Regions from separate parts of the Homo sapiens genome. Here region 1 is linked to region 2. A link is an interaction called in ENCODE POLR2A ChIA-PET data of the cell type or tissue named here. Cell type or tissue: OCI-LY7. All regions are shown on one strand.

Region 1 (8,000 bases), 140 kb after region 2:
GTGAAAATTTGCTTTAAGAAAACATCACATTTCATTGTTGAAATAGATGAGTATGGAATTTAATTTAAAAAAAGCAAAATGTATAGTTTTTACACTCCCCATGGCCCCCACTTTGAAACACATCATGTCCATCTAAGGCAGTATTTGAGCTTACCAGGATTCTTTAGCATATCACAAATATAAATATGAATATTTTATAGGCCTTTGTAACTTTTAATGACATTTGCAAAGTCATGTTATTTGTAAAGTGTTTAATGACAATATTTGTTGACACTTTTAAAAAAAAGTAGATTTTTAAGAACTTACACATATTATCAACTTAAAAAAACCAAATGGAGGATTTGTCACCAAGGGGACCAACTCAGTGCAGTCAGTACTGCAGGTGTCCAAACCCACACCAAGTCCCCATGTACCATGAATGCAGCTTCCAAAGAATCATGGTAGGCTTTTCTAATTGTTGAGATTTATTTTAATGTGATACTTGATTGGAAGAGTGTTCAGCTCTTTTGGTCATTTTTTGTTTTTATTTAAAAAATTAGTTGCAACCATATTTATAAAGCAACCTTGACCAAATGTTTTTCTAATAGGTGTTTCATCTCTCTCTCTCTCTCTTTCTTTCCATCCTTCCTTTTTTTTTTTTTGCGCCAAGGTTTCACTCTGTCACCCAAACTGGAGTGCAGTGTGTTTTCTGCTCACTGCAGTCTCCACCTCCCAGGCTCAAGCTATCCTCCTGCCTTAGCCTCCTGAGAGTAGCTGGGACTAACTGACTTTTTGTATTTCTTTGTAGAAACTGGGTTTCCTCATGTTGCTCAGGCTGGTCTCGAACTCCTGAGTTCAAGCAACCCACCTGCCTTGGCCTCACAGAGTGCTAGGATTACAGGTGTGAGCCACCGTGCCTGGCCTAGGTGTTTAATCTTTTATGCAGTCCTGTAACTTACCTTGAAATGTGCCTAAAGCAGCTTTTATATGTTTGATTATACTTCTCTTTGTATTGCCTGTAGCCGAAAAGAATTCCATTTATTTTCTTTTGACATTTCTGTGGTTAGTTTTTAAATGTTGCTGCAAGAGTGATGGTTAAGTACAATTATTTTTCAGACTTCTCACCCTAAGTTTTACATTCTGTTTGGCAAATTCACATGGCTGGAACCCACATTTTATCTAAGTATTAATTCAGCACTATTACAGCAAGCTAAAGAATTTTGTAAGAACCAAACTGATTGTGATTTTGTAAGCATTTCTTTACTTCTGTTTTATGTAGGCTCAGTCTTTTGTTGATGATGTTCATTTTCACTTAAATCCTGTCAAAGGCAAAAGGTTTAGGATTTTGTCTTTTACATTTGAACAGCTGTTTCTTTTGGATGCATCCTGGGAGACTCTTGTTTATTTCTCTGGCTACCTCTCATCTGTTTTAAGAAGTCATGAAAAACTCTGTCAGCGTTTTTCTTGCCAGTTTACCTCTTGGGAATATCACACTTCATTTATTTCCCACAGATTTGGGGGAAAAACTCACTTTAGTGCCACTAATTTATTTTTTATCTGGTTGTGACATTCAGATTTTTAGATTTTTATGGTTCTGAAAATTGCTAATTCAGTTCAGCTGCAGAGATTAGCATGTGTCAGTAAATTTTAGGATGAGAAACAGAACAGGTAAGTTTTAAGAATAATGAAGAAATTGTGCAGTTTGACTCTTCAATTTAAAGTGCTTGTGATAGTTCCTGCAAAAATGTATATGTGATTCAGAGCGTGTTGTGGGGGAAGTGAGCAGACAGAACTCTGAGGGAAAGCTCAGCAGAGAGGTTAAGTACCATAGTAGACATGTATAATATTGTCTTGAGTTTAGTCAGGCAAATGGGTATATATGTCTTTTCAGATTTATTGTAGTGGACGGGAGCATGCTGATTGCTGGGAGAGAAATGAGAAGACAAGCTTGATTCAGGACTGTTTTTATAAGGGATCAAATGAAAAAATTTACTTAAAAGTCACAAACTATAAAATGTAGTGTACAAAGGCTAGCTATCTTTATAGAACTAAGAACTGTGAATTTCAGTGACTCAGCAATCAATAAAAAGTCAATAACACACACATCTTGTAGATGATGGTCATTTTAAATTTTCTCAATGAATAGTAAAGAGAGATTAACTTAGTTATATTTAAAGCAAATAGAATCAATTAAGTATAAAGAATGAATATTATAAATTGATATATAGAACGACTATTAGAAAATAAAAATGTTGGGCTGGGTGAGGTGGCTCTTGCTTATAATCCCAGCACTTTGGGAGGCTGAGGTGGGCAGTTCACTTGCGCTCAGGAGTTTCAGACCAGTCTGGGCAATGTGGGGAAACCCCATCTCTACAAAAATTAGCCGGGTATGGCGGCGTGGGCCTCTCGTCTCACCTGATTGGGAGGCTAAAGTGGGAGCATCCCCTGAGTCCAGAAGGTCAAGGCTGCAGTGAGCCATGCTTGTGCCACTGCACTCCAGCTTTGGCGGCAGAGTGAGACCCTGTCTCCAAAAAAAAAAAAAAGAAAAGAAAAGAAATTTGTTATAATTTACTCACTAAACCAACAAACTTTTTTTCTCAGTGCATACATTTATTTACGTTTTTTTCCCTCTAATGTCTAGTCATGCTTATAATGTAACACGAAGGGCTAAGTCTGATTTCCAAGCTTTTCATCAGTTGATGGACCCTTTTCTCTGTGAAGAATGATGAACTCTCAAGCTATCTAAATTCTGTCTCCCTTGTGTGTGTGTTCTCTGTAAAGTAGTTTGTTTCATAGAAAACCCCTAAGTAGGTGACATATTGCAGAAACCATGTTGCCAACATTTTGTTATACTTTTCATGTAAAACATATTTCCATTTCTCTTCACTGCCAGTGTTTCTCCAGTTTCAAGTACTACACTATATTATTCAAAATTCTGTTTATTACTCCACATCTTACTACTCTTAATCACCATGAAAATTGCCCATCTTCTTTTATAGTTCAGTTTCAAATTTTCACATGCCTGTTTAGTGCAGTTGTCATAGTCTTAGTAAGAAATAAATTACACTAAACTATTTCAAATGGAGAGGATTTTTAATACATGAATTTGTTATACTGGCTGAATGATTAATAAGGGGGATGCTGAGGCTGGGCATTGTGGTTCACACCTGTAATCCTAGCACTTTGGGAGCCTGAGGTGGAAGGATAGCTTGAGCCCAAGAGTTCGAGATGAGCCTGGGCAACATAGTGAGACTTGGTCTCTACAAAAAATAAAAATAAAAAGGAGGATGCGGAGGTAATCTAGAGATTAATAACTGCAGAAAGCAGCTGACATCCCTGAGAGAAAGTCAGGAAAGGGGAAATACAAAGTAAATGTGATAAGACATCTGGACTGTGAAACATATTCATAACTGTTAAAATTAAAATGTAGTCGAATTAAATTTAAAGGAGTTTAATTGAGCAGTGAATGACTGGTGCAGGCATCCCCCAGAATCACGGCAAATTCATAGAGACTCTAGGGGTACCTTCTGATCAGAACAAATTTATAGACCAAAAAAAGGGAAAGTGTTAAAAAAAAAAATCAGAAGTGAGGTACAGAAACACCTGAATTGGTTACAGGGTGACGTTTGCCTTGTTTGAACACTCAGCAGTCTATGATTGGTTGAAGTATGGCTGCTGGGATTGGCCAAGACTCAGCTGTTTTTACAGCTGCATACTCTTTAGGTTTTCAGTCTTGTCTGCCTTTTAAGCTGAGTTAGGGTTCATCCACAGGGACTCAGATTTAAAAGTACGGAGTCCTTCTCAGACCATATTTAGTTCGCTTTAACAGAACTGTAATAACAACACAGTTAAATTATCTCAATTCATTGGTCAAATCTCAACTCAAATTGGTCAAAAACCAAAATCTAGGAATATGCATTTAAACTTGACACAGAAAGATTAAAAACATTCCTCTAGACTGCCTTCCCACCCCTTCAGATACCAGCCATACGTCCCGGCCTCTGGAACTTTTGACTGACTGGCTTCAATTTGGGGATCTCATGATCCCCTCTTTGGGTTTGATAAATTTGCTGGAGCAGCTTACAGATCTCAGGAAAACATGTTTACTTGTTTATTATAAAGGATATCACAAAGGATACAGTTGAAGAGATGCCTATGGTAAGGTATGGGGGAAGGGGCACAGAGCTTCTCTGCCCTTCCTTGGTGCACCACCCTCCAGCAACTTCCATGTGTTTGGTTACGTAGAAGCTCACTTAACCGTGTCCTAGGTTTTTTGGAGACTTCATTATGTGCATGATTGGTTAAACTGTTGGCCACTGGTGATCAACTTGACCTTTAGCCCCTCTCCTTCCCCTGAGGTTGGGGGTCCGACTGAAAGTCCCAACCCTCTAATCATGCCCTTGTGATGATCAACTCTAGCTGTCAGTCAACATTAGCATACAAAAAGACAGACGTTGGCGATTCTAAGGTTTTTAGAAGTTGTGTGACAGGAATCAGGATGAAGACCAAATATGTATTTCATAATATCACTGTGGTGGTGTCAGAAACTTTACATGCTGAGGTGTGAGCAGAGAGAGTGTATCTATAAAATGTTTGCATGTCACTAACGATTATTGATTTAGAACATCTTTTAAAGTGCTTATTGGCCATTTGTCTATTTTTGGAGAAATGTCTATTCAAAGCCCTTTGCCCATTTTTTAATTGGGTTGCTTCTTTCGTTGTTGTTGAGTTGTAGGAGTTCTTTATATGTTCTGGATATCAATTCCTTATCAGTTATGTGATTTATATATATTTTATCCTATCCTGTCAGGTGCCTTTTCACTTTGTTGATAGTGTTCTTTACAGAAAGTTTTTAATTTTTGGATTTTTTTGAGACAGGTCTCATTCTGTACACCAGTCTGGAGTTCAGGGTGTTGGAAATAACTCACTGTAGCTTCCGTCTCTGGGATACAAGGGATCCCCCCAGCTTATCCTCCCAAGTAGCTGGGACGACAGGCATGTGCCACCATGCCTCGCTCACAAGTTTTTAATTTTGATAAAGTCTAATTTATCTTTTGTTGTCTGTGCTTTTGGTGTCATATCTAAGAAAACATTGCCAAATTTGATGTTCTGAAAGTTTCCCCCTATGTTCCTTTGTTGGAATTGTATACTTTTAGCTCTTACATTTAGATCTATGATTCATTTTAAAAATTTTGTTTTTCTGTGTTCTCTCACAGAATGGAACTATGATTCATTTGATTTAATTTTTATGTATGGTTTAAGATAAAGGCCTGGCTTCGTTTTTTTGGCATGTGGCTATCCAGTTTTTCTAGCACCATTGGTTGAAAAGACTGTCCTTTACCCGTTGAATAGTCTTGGCACCTTTGTCAAAAATCATTTGACCACGTATGTGAAGGTTTATTTCCGGGCTCTTTTCTTTTCATTGCTCTGTATGTCTGTCTGTATGCCAGTACCATACTGACTTGATTCTTGTAGCTTTGTAGTAAGTTTTGAAATCCAGGTTTGAGACGTTTAGGTTTGTCCTCCTTTTTCGAGATTGTTTTGGCTATTGGGGGACCCTTGAGATTCCATATGAATTTTAGAATGGGCTTTTCTATTTTCCCAAAATTTGTTTTTGGGATTTTTATAGGATTCTGTGTATTTAAAAAAAAATATGTTTCATAATGGACACAACATTCTTTTTCTAAGTAGGTGAAGAAAGCATCATTGCTTGAGAGTGGAATTAAGATGTAGTATTCACCTTAATAAAGAACTTATACATAACTTTTATAGACACTCCCAAGAACTGGGAATGTTCTAGTTAATGATTCCCTTCGTAGGTACTTAAAAATCTAATTTGAAGTCCTAGTTCTAAGAGAAACAGAGAGAGAGAAGAAAGAAAGAAATTAGTGGAGTAGGAGGTGGTCTGAATTAGGGGTATATCAGGACCTAGAGTGAAGATTATGTCTAGTGGTCTCGTGTGACAAATGAATGAGAACTCTGGCTAGGGATGTTTTAGCTGAGATGTAGAAGAAGAAACTGACAGGAAACCAGAGACTATGTAAAGGTGGGAGAAATGAGGGGAAGAAATTAGTAGAGATAATCGTGGTGGCTATCAGTAGTAGGTCCAGAGAGGGTCCTAAATAGCAGCCATTGAAGTAGGAAGTGGAGAGCCAGCATTGCAGACATTGTAGAATACTTTTGTTGGGAATTCAGTGAACCAACAGCATCTCTTTATCAGTACACTGGTGCTTTTAGCCCACAGTCTTGGGGGAACTGGTCCTGGGATTGGAGAGAAAACTGAGTTGTCATGCTGTATAAGTAAAAGCTAAGCTTTGAATAGTATAGTTGCTTTTGAGAGAACACAAGTAGCCTGTGATCAAGCTATCCTATTATGTGAGTCTATTATTGTCTTCTGAGGGGCAGAAAGCCATAGCATTTCAATGTTGAACTAATTATAAAGAGTACAAAAATGGTGATGATTTCAGTAGTGTTTCCCTGCTCCATATAGTATCACTGCTCAGAAGTGAGAAAGAGTTTGATCAGTGGTTTTCATTTCTGCCTTCCCACTTAGAATCACCTGATGCCTGGGTCCCCTTCTCCAGAGATTCTCATTTAATTGCTTGGGATGAGCCTAGGTAATGCTAATGTGCACCCAGCATTGAGACAAAGCTGTGGAACAGTGCCTTTTCCCTCCTCTAATCCCACAGCCGATTAGGAACAGTGCCTTTTGATACATATTGCCCAAATGATACTTTATAGGCTTTGTTTGCTGAGGATGGTTTTCACTGAAAGGAGCAAGATGCCCCCATTTTCAGATCTTATACAAGCAAAGTGAATTGGGCTAGTCTTAATTTAGGGAAAGTAGCTCTGGTGATTGAGAAGACATTTCTGTTCAGTAGCTAAAACAGACTGTTACAGCTTTTTTACAGATAATATGCTTTGCATCGTGGTCTGTACTCAGAAGGTTTTTACGGTATTGATTTTATATGCCAATTTATTTTGGTGATAGAACCAAATTATACCCTGCCAGGTACTATGTAATTGACTCTTCTGATTCACCCAGAATAAGAGTGGGTGTTTTTTGCTTCCATACAATCAGATACGCCTAGATTTAAAGTTATACTATAGTGTTTTCAAACTGTTAAAAGCAGCCAAACTGCTTCCCCCCATATGACGAGCAGTGCCTGATCCATAGTAAGCCCCTAAATAGTTGAATGAAAACTAGCTGTAAATGAAATTTTCCAGAAGTGTCACTTTTTGGCTGTTTGCAGTGTGGATGCTTTATTTGGCGCAATAGCTTTTTTTTTTTTTTTTCCTTTTTCTGACTGGTACTGTTAATTTTGTACAGTTCAGTAAAAGTTTACCAGTACAAGCTTAACTTAAAAAGAGCCAAATACTCTAAGCCACCCTTAGAGACCTTATTCTGTGAGGGTCTGGGAATCTTAATATTCCAGCTGTTCTGTCATTGTGAATCAAATAATTAAGACTTAATTGCTAAGCTGGAAAAGTCTTTTTTAGGATGCCATGACAGAGATTTAGGTCTTTTAAACCAGTTCAGTACTATACTGAATAGAGAATTTCTTACTTTTTCTGAGTAGGTGATCTCATTGTTTAGTATGAATATTTCTAGAATGTAACTCATAAATAAGCTTTTATTTTATTATTTTTTTAGAGGTGGAGTCTCACTCTGTCTCTAGGTTGGAGTGCAGTGGCACGATCTTGGCTCATTGCAACCTCTACCTCCTGGGCTCAAACCATCCTCCCACCTCAGCCTCTCAAGTAGCTAAGACTATAGGTGCATGCCACCACACCTGGCTAATTTTTGTATTTTTTTGTAGAGACGGGGTTTTGCCATGTTGCCCAGGCTGGCCTTGACCTCCTGAGCTCAAGCAATCCACCTGCCTCAGCCTCCCAAAGTGTTGGGATTACAGGTGTGAGCCACTGCGCCCAGCCCACAAATAAGCATTTATATAGAGACATGGTATGGTGGCTAGGTATAAAGAAATACCATCTCTGTGTAACTGATTTTAAATATTAAG
Region 2 (8,000 bases):
CTTCCTATGTGCCAGGTACTAGGCTACATAAGCTTTTTATTAATATAGTGCGATAGAATCACAAGAAAATAATGTCTCAGCACAAAAGTAGCAGGGGGAGCGGGACAATTAAGTCTGTCTAGCTGGGAGGAGGGAACCTAGGAAAGTTTGTCTCAGATGCCACCTGAACTAGATTTTGTTTTGTTTTGTTTTTTGAGATGGAGTCTCACTCTGTCACCCAGGCTGGAGTGCAGCGGCGCCATCTCGGCTCACTGCAACCTCTGCCTCCTGGGTTCAAGCGATTCTCCTGCCTCAGCCTCCTAAGTAGCTGGGATTATAGGCTCCCACCACCACACCCAGCTAATTTTTTTTGTATTTTTAGTGAGATGGGGTTTCACCATGTTGGCCAGGCTGGTTTAGAAATCCTGACCTCGGGTGATCCACCCACCTTGGTCTCCCAAAGTGCTGGGATTATAGGTGTGAGCCACTGCGTCTGGCCTTGAGCTAGGTTTTAAAGGATAAATTGGAACTTCTAGGCAAGCCAGGAGCAGGAGATACTCTAGCTGGAGGGAATAGCAAATGGAAAGACTCAGAGACATGAAAATCCATGGCTGTTCTGGGTGCATGTCAGTGGGAGAGGGCTGGGAACTGAGGCTGCAGAGATTGGCAAGAGCCAGAAGTGATGGGGCAGCAGGTGCCCAGCTGAAGAGGCTGGACTCTATCCAATATCCACATACCCTGCATGAAAGGTGAGAACCAAGCATCTTCTTCATCTTCTTTATTCAAGTAGAAGAAAAGGCATGCAATGAAGGTGGAAAAAACAAGGAGAGAAGGATTGCCAAATTTGGGAAACCGAAAAATGTTCATCTGCAGAATTAATTCTAAATCACTGCTATTTTCACTCTCCTGCTGGTGGGAAAAGGCAGAGCATAGCAACGCTTCAGTCTCTTTCCAGGTGTCTGGAGTATGGGCAGGCCAGGCCAGGCTGGCAGGCTGGCTCCCACAGAGATCACTGGAGCCAGCCTGGTGCTTGACGCCAGCTGTGGGCATCTGGAAATCCAGCTTCCTCTTCTAGTCATTAGATAGGAGGTAAATCAGTGTCCAAGGTTTTCTCAAGGCAGCAAGCTTGGCAGGATATTTAAATGGCATCAGGTTCAACCAGGGCCAGGGGAAGGCTGTGCCACCCAGGGTAGAAGAATGTGGTTTCCAGATTCAAGATGAGAAGTGCGGGTGAGTGGGTGAAGCCCCTTGGCTTAGAGACTGCTGGAGGCCTGTTAGGCATGTATTAGAGACCTTCACTGAGCCAGGCTTGGTGGAGGTGCATGTCGATTTCAGCAACGGGGTAGCTTAGTGGATTTGGTGTATGTGAGGGTTGTGCTAATAAGGCCTGGCATCAGCAAGGTCTAAGGCTGCCTTGCCCCAGGTCCAGCGGCTTCCTCCTGAACATGCTGGGTGATTAGCCAGAGGAAAAAATGAAGCCCCTGCCATGGCTCACCTCCTACATGCAGGTATTATTAACACACAGAGCCTGATTAATGAGTTAAGGCATGTCAAGAGCTTTGCCTAATGCCTGGCACATAATGAGTGCTCAGTCAACGTTAGTTGTTGTTTTTATCGGACAGACACACTAGTGGTTGGTTTCAGCTTGCTAGCTTACAGCCCTCACAATAACCCTTGGAAGTAGTAGAAATTAATAGAGTTTTTAATATGTTTTGTTTGTTTGTTGAGACAGGGTCTCACTCTGTCACCTAGGCTGGCTGAAGTGCAATGGGGTAACCAGAGCTCACTGCAGCCTTGATCTCTCAGGCTCAAGCAATCCTCCCACCTCAGTCTCCTGAGTAGCTAGGACTACAGGTGCACACCATCATGCCCGGCTAATTCTTACAATTTTTAGTAAAGATGAGTCCAGGCTGGTCTTGAACTCCTGAGCTCAAGTGATCTTCCTACCTTGGCCTCCCAAAGTGCTGGGATTATAGGTGTGAGCACTGTGCCTGGCCAAAATTTGTGTTTTTGCAATTTAGTGAACTGAGGCACAGTGCCTCAAGGACACACAGATAAAAGTGGCAGAGCTGGAAAGAACTTCTACAACTCAATAATAGCAACAACAAAATAAACAACCTGATTAAAAAAATGGGCAAAGAGGCCAGGCACGGTGGCTCACGCCTGTAATCCCAGCACTTTGGGAGGCTGAGGCGGTCGGATCACTTGAGGTCAGGAGTTCAAGACCAGCCTGGCCAATATAGTGAAACCCCCATCTCTACTAAAAATACAAAAATTAGCTAGGTGTGGTGGCAGATGCCTGTAATCCCAGCTACTTGGGAGGCTGAGGCATGAGAATCACTTGAACCTGGGAGGCAGAGGTTGCGGTGAGCCGAGATTGTGCCATTGCACTCCATCCTGGGCAACAGAGAGAGAGAGTCCGTAAAAAAAAAAAAAGAAAGAAAAAGAACCTGAATGGTCATTAAAAACACAAAAAGATGTTCAACATCACCAATGATTAGGGAAATGCAAATCAAAACCACAAAGAGATATCACTTCACAACCATTCAGATGGCTACTATATATTAATTTTTTTTTTTTTTGAGACAGAGTTTCGCTCTTGGCTGGAGTGCAGTGGTGCAATCTTGGCTCACTGCAACTTCTGCCTCTCGGGTTCAAGCGATTCTCCTGCCTCAGCCTCCCGAGTAGCTGGGTCTACAGGCATGCGCCACCATGCCCGGCTAATTTTGTATTTTTAGTAGAGACAGAGTTTCTCCATTTTGGTCAGGCTGGTCTTGAACTCCCGACCTCGGGTGATCCACCCGCCTCAGCCTCCCTAAGTGCTGGGATTACAGGCATGAGCCACCGTGCCCAGCCTATTATGTATTAATACTATATATTATAACTATTCAGATGGCTCATGCCTGTAATCCTAGCACTTTGGGAGGCCGAGGCGGGTGGATCACTTGAGGTCAGTAGTTCGAGACCAGCCTGGCCAACATGGTGAAACCCCGTCTCTACTAAAAATACAAATATTAGCCGGGCATGGTGGCACGTGCCTATAATCCCAGTTACTCGGGAAGCTGAGGCAGGAGAATTGCTTGAACCCAGCAGGCGGAGGTTGCAGTGAGCCAAGATCGCATCATTGCACTCCAGCCGAGGGGACAAGAGCAAAACTCCGTCTCGAAAAAAAAAAAAAAAAAAAGCAAAACAAAACAAACAGAAAATAACAAGTGTTGGTGAGGATGTGGAGAAATTCGAACCCTTGTGCCTTGCTGGTAGAGATGATGTAAGATGGTACAGCTGCTACGGAAAACAGTATGGTGGTTCCTCAGAAGGTTAAATATAGAATTACCATATGATCCAGCAATCCAATTTCTAGGCATATACCCCAAAGAATTGAAAGCAGGAATCCAAACAGGTATGTGTACACCTATATTCATAGCAGCATTATTTGCAATAGCCAAAAGGTGGAAACAACTCAAATCTCCCCTGGTGTATGAATGGATAAACAAAATGTGGTATATCCATACCATGGAATATTATTCAGCCCTAAAAAGAAATATATATATATTTTATTTTTATTTTTATTTTTTATTTTTAAGAGACAGGAATTAGCTGGGCATGGTGGTGGGCGCTTGTAATCCCAGCTACTTGGGAGGCTGAGGTAGGAGAATCACTTGAACCCGGGAGGTGGAGGTTGCAGTGAGCTAAGATCGCGCCATTGCACTCCAGCCTGGGCAACAAGAGTGAAACTCTGTTTCAAAAAATAAATAAATGAATGAATAAATAAAATAAAATAGAATAAAAGAGACAGGGTCTTGCTCTGTTGCCCGGGCTGGAGTGTAGTGGTGCTGTCAGTTCATTACAGCCTTGAACTCCTGGGATCAGGCAATCCTCCTGCCTCAGTTCCCTAAGTAGCTGGGTTTGTAGGTGGGAGCCACTGTGCCCAGTGACGACTTTTTTTTTTTTTTAGTTGAGATACGGTCTTGCTCTGTTGCCCAGACTGAATTGCAGTGGCACAATTGCGGCTCACAGCTGGGCTCAAGTGATCCTCCAACCTCAAGTAGCTGGGACTACAGGAATGCACCAAACACACAGATACTTTTTTTTTTTTTTTTTTTTTGTAGAAATGGGGTCTTGCTATGTTGCCTAGGCTGGTCTTGAACTTCTGGGCTTAAGGCATCCTCCCACCTTGGCCTCCCAAAGTGTTAGGATTACAGGTGTGAGCTACAGCAGGATACCTGGCTGATCCCACCTTTTTTTTTTTTTTTTTTTTTTTTGAGAGACAGGGTCCCGTTCTGTCACCCAGGCTGGAGTGCAGGGGCACAATCATGGCTCACTGCAGCCTCGACCTCCTGGGCTACAGTGATCCTCCTACCTCAGTATCCCGAGTAGCTGGGACCACAGGGGCGCACCACCACTGCCTGGCTAATTTTTGTATTTTTAGTAGAGACTGGGTTTTGCCATGTTGCCCATGCTGGCCTCAAACACCTGAGCTCAAGTGATTCACCCACCTTGGCCTCCCAAAGTGTTAGGATTACAGAAGTGAGCCACTGCGCTCAGTAGGATCCTACTTCCGAATGAGAGGATAGGATCACATCGTGAGAGACACCTTAGAGAGGTCGTTCCGTCTTGGCCCTGCTGCTCACTTGCTTGAGGAAATCCTTTTCCAACTCTGTGCTCTGTGCCTAAACCAGGAGCCTGAGAAAGGTAATCCTTGAGGGTGTTTCCAGCCCGACCAGTCTCTGTAATACTTGTTAGAAATTGTGCTAAAACACACATAGCAACACTTACCATCTTAAGCATTCTATGATAATACTTTTTGCTCTCTTTTGCATCCTAATGAACCTGAACTATCTAAGGCCACTGTGGCTGGAAGGGCTGTGGTCAACTCTAGGAATTGCTGACAGCTGTAAGAATCACACGTGCTGTGGGCAAAGAGGTAGGACAGCTTGGCTCCAGAAGTGAGAGTGATGTTAAATCAAAGAAGCTGAAACTTCACCCTGAGGGGAATAGGGAAGGAAGTAAGGGTTGCTGAGCTGCCTATTGTGCCCTAGGCCCTGTTGACAGTCTCTGCAGACAAGTTCCTTTACTTCTTGTTCTAATCTGTTAGAGGCTGACTTACCTTCATTTGGCAAATGGTCCACAGAAGTTAGGAAACTTACTTAGGGTGGTACAGCTTGGTCTATAAGGTTAGAATCTGGATCTGTCTTATAGCCATAAAAGGAACCACCACCCTCACACACCACCATATATCCCTGGGCCCTAAGGCATTTGGAAGGGCCAACTGGCTCAGCTCTATGCAGATGAGCATTTGTGGCCCATCATGAACGTACTTGCATACGGGGAATGGAGCTAAATCTTTACTTTTCCTACTGGGGTTTCTCTCCTTCCTCCATGTCTATTTCAGGTGGGAGCCCCACAGTCTCTTCTTCCTTTATATTTATTTTTTAAAGACAGGGTCTTGTCTTGTAGCCCAGGCTGGAATGTAGTGGTGCAACCATAGCTTACTACAGCCTTGAACTCCTGAGCTCAAGAGATCCTCTTGCCTCAGCCTCCCAAATAGCTGGGATTATTGGTGTGTACCACCATGTTTGGCTAATTATTTATTTTATTATTTACTTATTTACTTATTTTTGAGACAGGGTCTTGTTCTGTTGCTCAGGCTGGAGTGCAGTGGTGCCATCATAGCTCACTGCAGCCTCAAACTCGTAGGCTCAAGTGATCTTCCTGCCTCAGCCTTCCCAATAGATGGGACTACAGACACGTGGCATCATACTCAGCTAATTTGTAAACTCTTTTTGTAGAGAGAGCAACTCACTAGGATGCCCAGGCTGGTCTTGAACTCCTGGTTTCAAGTGATCCTACCCCCTAGGCCTCCCAAAGCATTGAGATTACAGGTGTGGACCACAGTGCCCAGCTTCCTCCCCGCCACCTCCTTTTTTTTCTCCTCTTCCTCCTCCTTTTTCTTCTCCTCCTTCATCTTCTTTGTTTTCTCCTCCTCCTGCTTATCTTCTTCCTCCTTTTCCTCCTTCTCCTCCTTCCTTTTTTTTTTTTTTAGACGGAGTCTCGCTCTGTTGCCAGGCTGGGGTGTAGTGGCGCAATCTCAGCTCACCACAACCTCTGCCTCCCAGGTTCAAGCGATTCTCCTGCCTCAGCCTCCTGAGAAGCTGGGACTACAGGCATGTGCCACCACACCCAGCTAATTTTTGTATTTTTAGTAGAGACGGGGTTTCACCTTGTTGGCCAGGATGGTCTCAACATCTTGACCTCGTGATCCATCCACCTTGGCCTCCCTAATCCCAAAGTGCTGGGATTACAGGTGTGAGCCACCGCACCCGGCCGTCCTTCCTTTTTAATCTCTTTGGCCTCCCATCTCTATGCCTTAATTACCTTGGGTCTAGATGTATTCTCAGCAGGCCTTGGTGGACGTTTGCGTATTTCTGTGCAGAGCATCTAATGATACTCAAGTCTCTCTGGGCTAATACAAATGGCTTCTCTTGGCATAACATGGCTTGCTTTTAAAGGCCAGTCCCTCCAGGAGGAAAATGAAAGGGTCAGAGAACTCCAACTTGCCACAACATTTTGGAAAGTTTTTTATTTTTATTTTTATTTTTTTGGGGGGGGCGGGTGATGAACTTTACCCTTAGGGACTGGAAAGTTTAGATTACCAAGTCACTTTGTTCAAAAAGACTTTGTTGCCAGGACACAGCAAACCAAGGCTCATGGACTTAATTAAGAAACTAAGTAGTCCCCCTGGGTCCAATTCTCAGCTCACTGAGGCAAACAGAGCCATGATCCCACATGGTAACAAGCAACACACCATCACCCAGCTATGAGGAAATGTACAAGCTTATAAGCTGAGTCTTCATCTGTCATCTAGCTCTTTGGGAATGTTGGTCTTTGACAGAGGCTGCACTGGGCTCTGGGAACAGTAGATGGCTGGTCAAAGACACAATGCCCGTCTCGTGGGCTAGCAGGGCCTGCTCTAGGATACTCTTGCTTTTCTCTCTCCCTGTGCAGTGAGACTCAGTCTGGCCTCTTGTGTGACTCAGAACTTCTCCAGGGTAACACCAAATCTTTAGGCAATTCACGATTATTCAGTCATTCAGCAAATTTCACATCCTATTTATTGAGTACTAGATGTCAGAGATATTTTAAATGACTAAGTAATCTCTGGCCGGGCACGGTGGCTCATGACTGTAATCCTAGCACTTTGGGAGGCCGAGGCGGACAGATCACCTGAGGTTGGGAGTTTGAGACCAGCCTGACCAGCATGGAAAAACCCCGTCGCTTCTGAAAATACAAAATTAGCTGGGCGTGGTGGTGTATGCCTGTAATCCCAGCTACTTGGAAGGCTGAGGCAGGAGGATCACTTGAACCTGGGAGGTGGAGGTTGCGGTGAGCCAGAGATCGTGCCATTGCACTCCAGCCTGGGCAACTAGAGCGAAACTATGTCTCAAAAAAAAAAAAAAAAAAAAAAACAAAAAGGCTAAGTAATCTCCCTGCATAAATGAAAAAGAAATAGCTAAAACTTATCCAAGAATTACTATGAGCCAGGGACTGAGCTAAGGGTTTTGCATTTGTTTTATTAATTAATTAATTAATTTCTTGAGATGGAGTCTAGCTCTGTTGCCCAGGCTGGAGTGCAGTGGTGTAATCTCGGTTCACTGCAACCTCCACCTCCTGGGTTCAAGCGATTCTCCTGCCTCAGCCTCCAAAGTAGCTGAGATTACTGGCACCGCCACCACGCTCAGCTAATTTTTTTATTTTTAGTAGAGATGGGATTTCACTGTGTTGGCCAGGCTGGTCGCAAATTCCCGACCTCATGATCTGCCGGCCTCGGCCTCCCAGAGTGCTAGGATTACAAGCGTGAGCCACTGCGCCTGGCCACATTTGTTTTATTTTTTATGATAACTCTAGGAGGTAGAACCTCTTTATTTTACAGATAAGAAAACCAAGGCTTGGAGAAATTAAGTGCGTTCTCCAAGATCATACAGCTAATCAATGGTAGGGCTAAGAATCAAACTCAGGTCATT

The links. ChIA-PET counts read pairs that join two places held together with the same protein. Peaks named below come from ENCODE experiments on the same cell type or tissue, not always from the same donor. Only the 100,000 strongest peaks of a DNase experiment are listed, where the experiment ranks them.
Region 1: POLR2A ChIA-PET joins it to region 2 with 7 read pairs; 5 of 35 experiments call an interaction of 5 or more read pairs at or near these places.

The regions. Positions count from the first base shown.
Region 1 is chr1:21,036,512-21,044,511 of GRCh38, reverse strand. All of the region lies in intron 4 of EIF4G3 (eukaryotic translation initiation factor 4 gamma 3), which reads left to right. Among named protein-coding and RNA genes, the nearest start is that of MIR1256, 52 kb to the right of the region's middle. In OCI-LY7, no CTCF peak of the experiment used is centred here; no DNase peak of the experiment used is centred here.
Region 2 is chr1:21,181,408-21,189,407 of GRCh38, reverse strand. No RefSeq gene overlaps it. Among named protein-coding and RNA genes, the nearest start is that of EIF4G3, 8.5 kb to the right of the region's middle. In OCI-LY7, no CTCF peak of the experiment used is centred here; a DNase peak (open chromatin) is centred at 4,977; H3K27ac peaks cover 1,061 bases.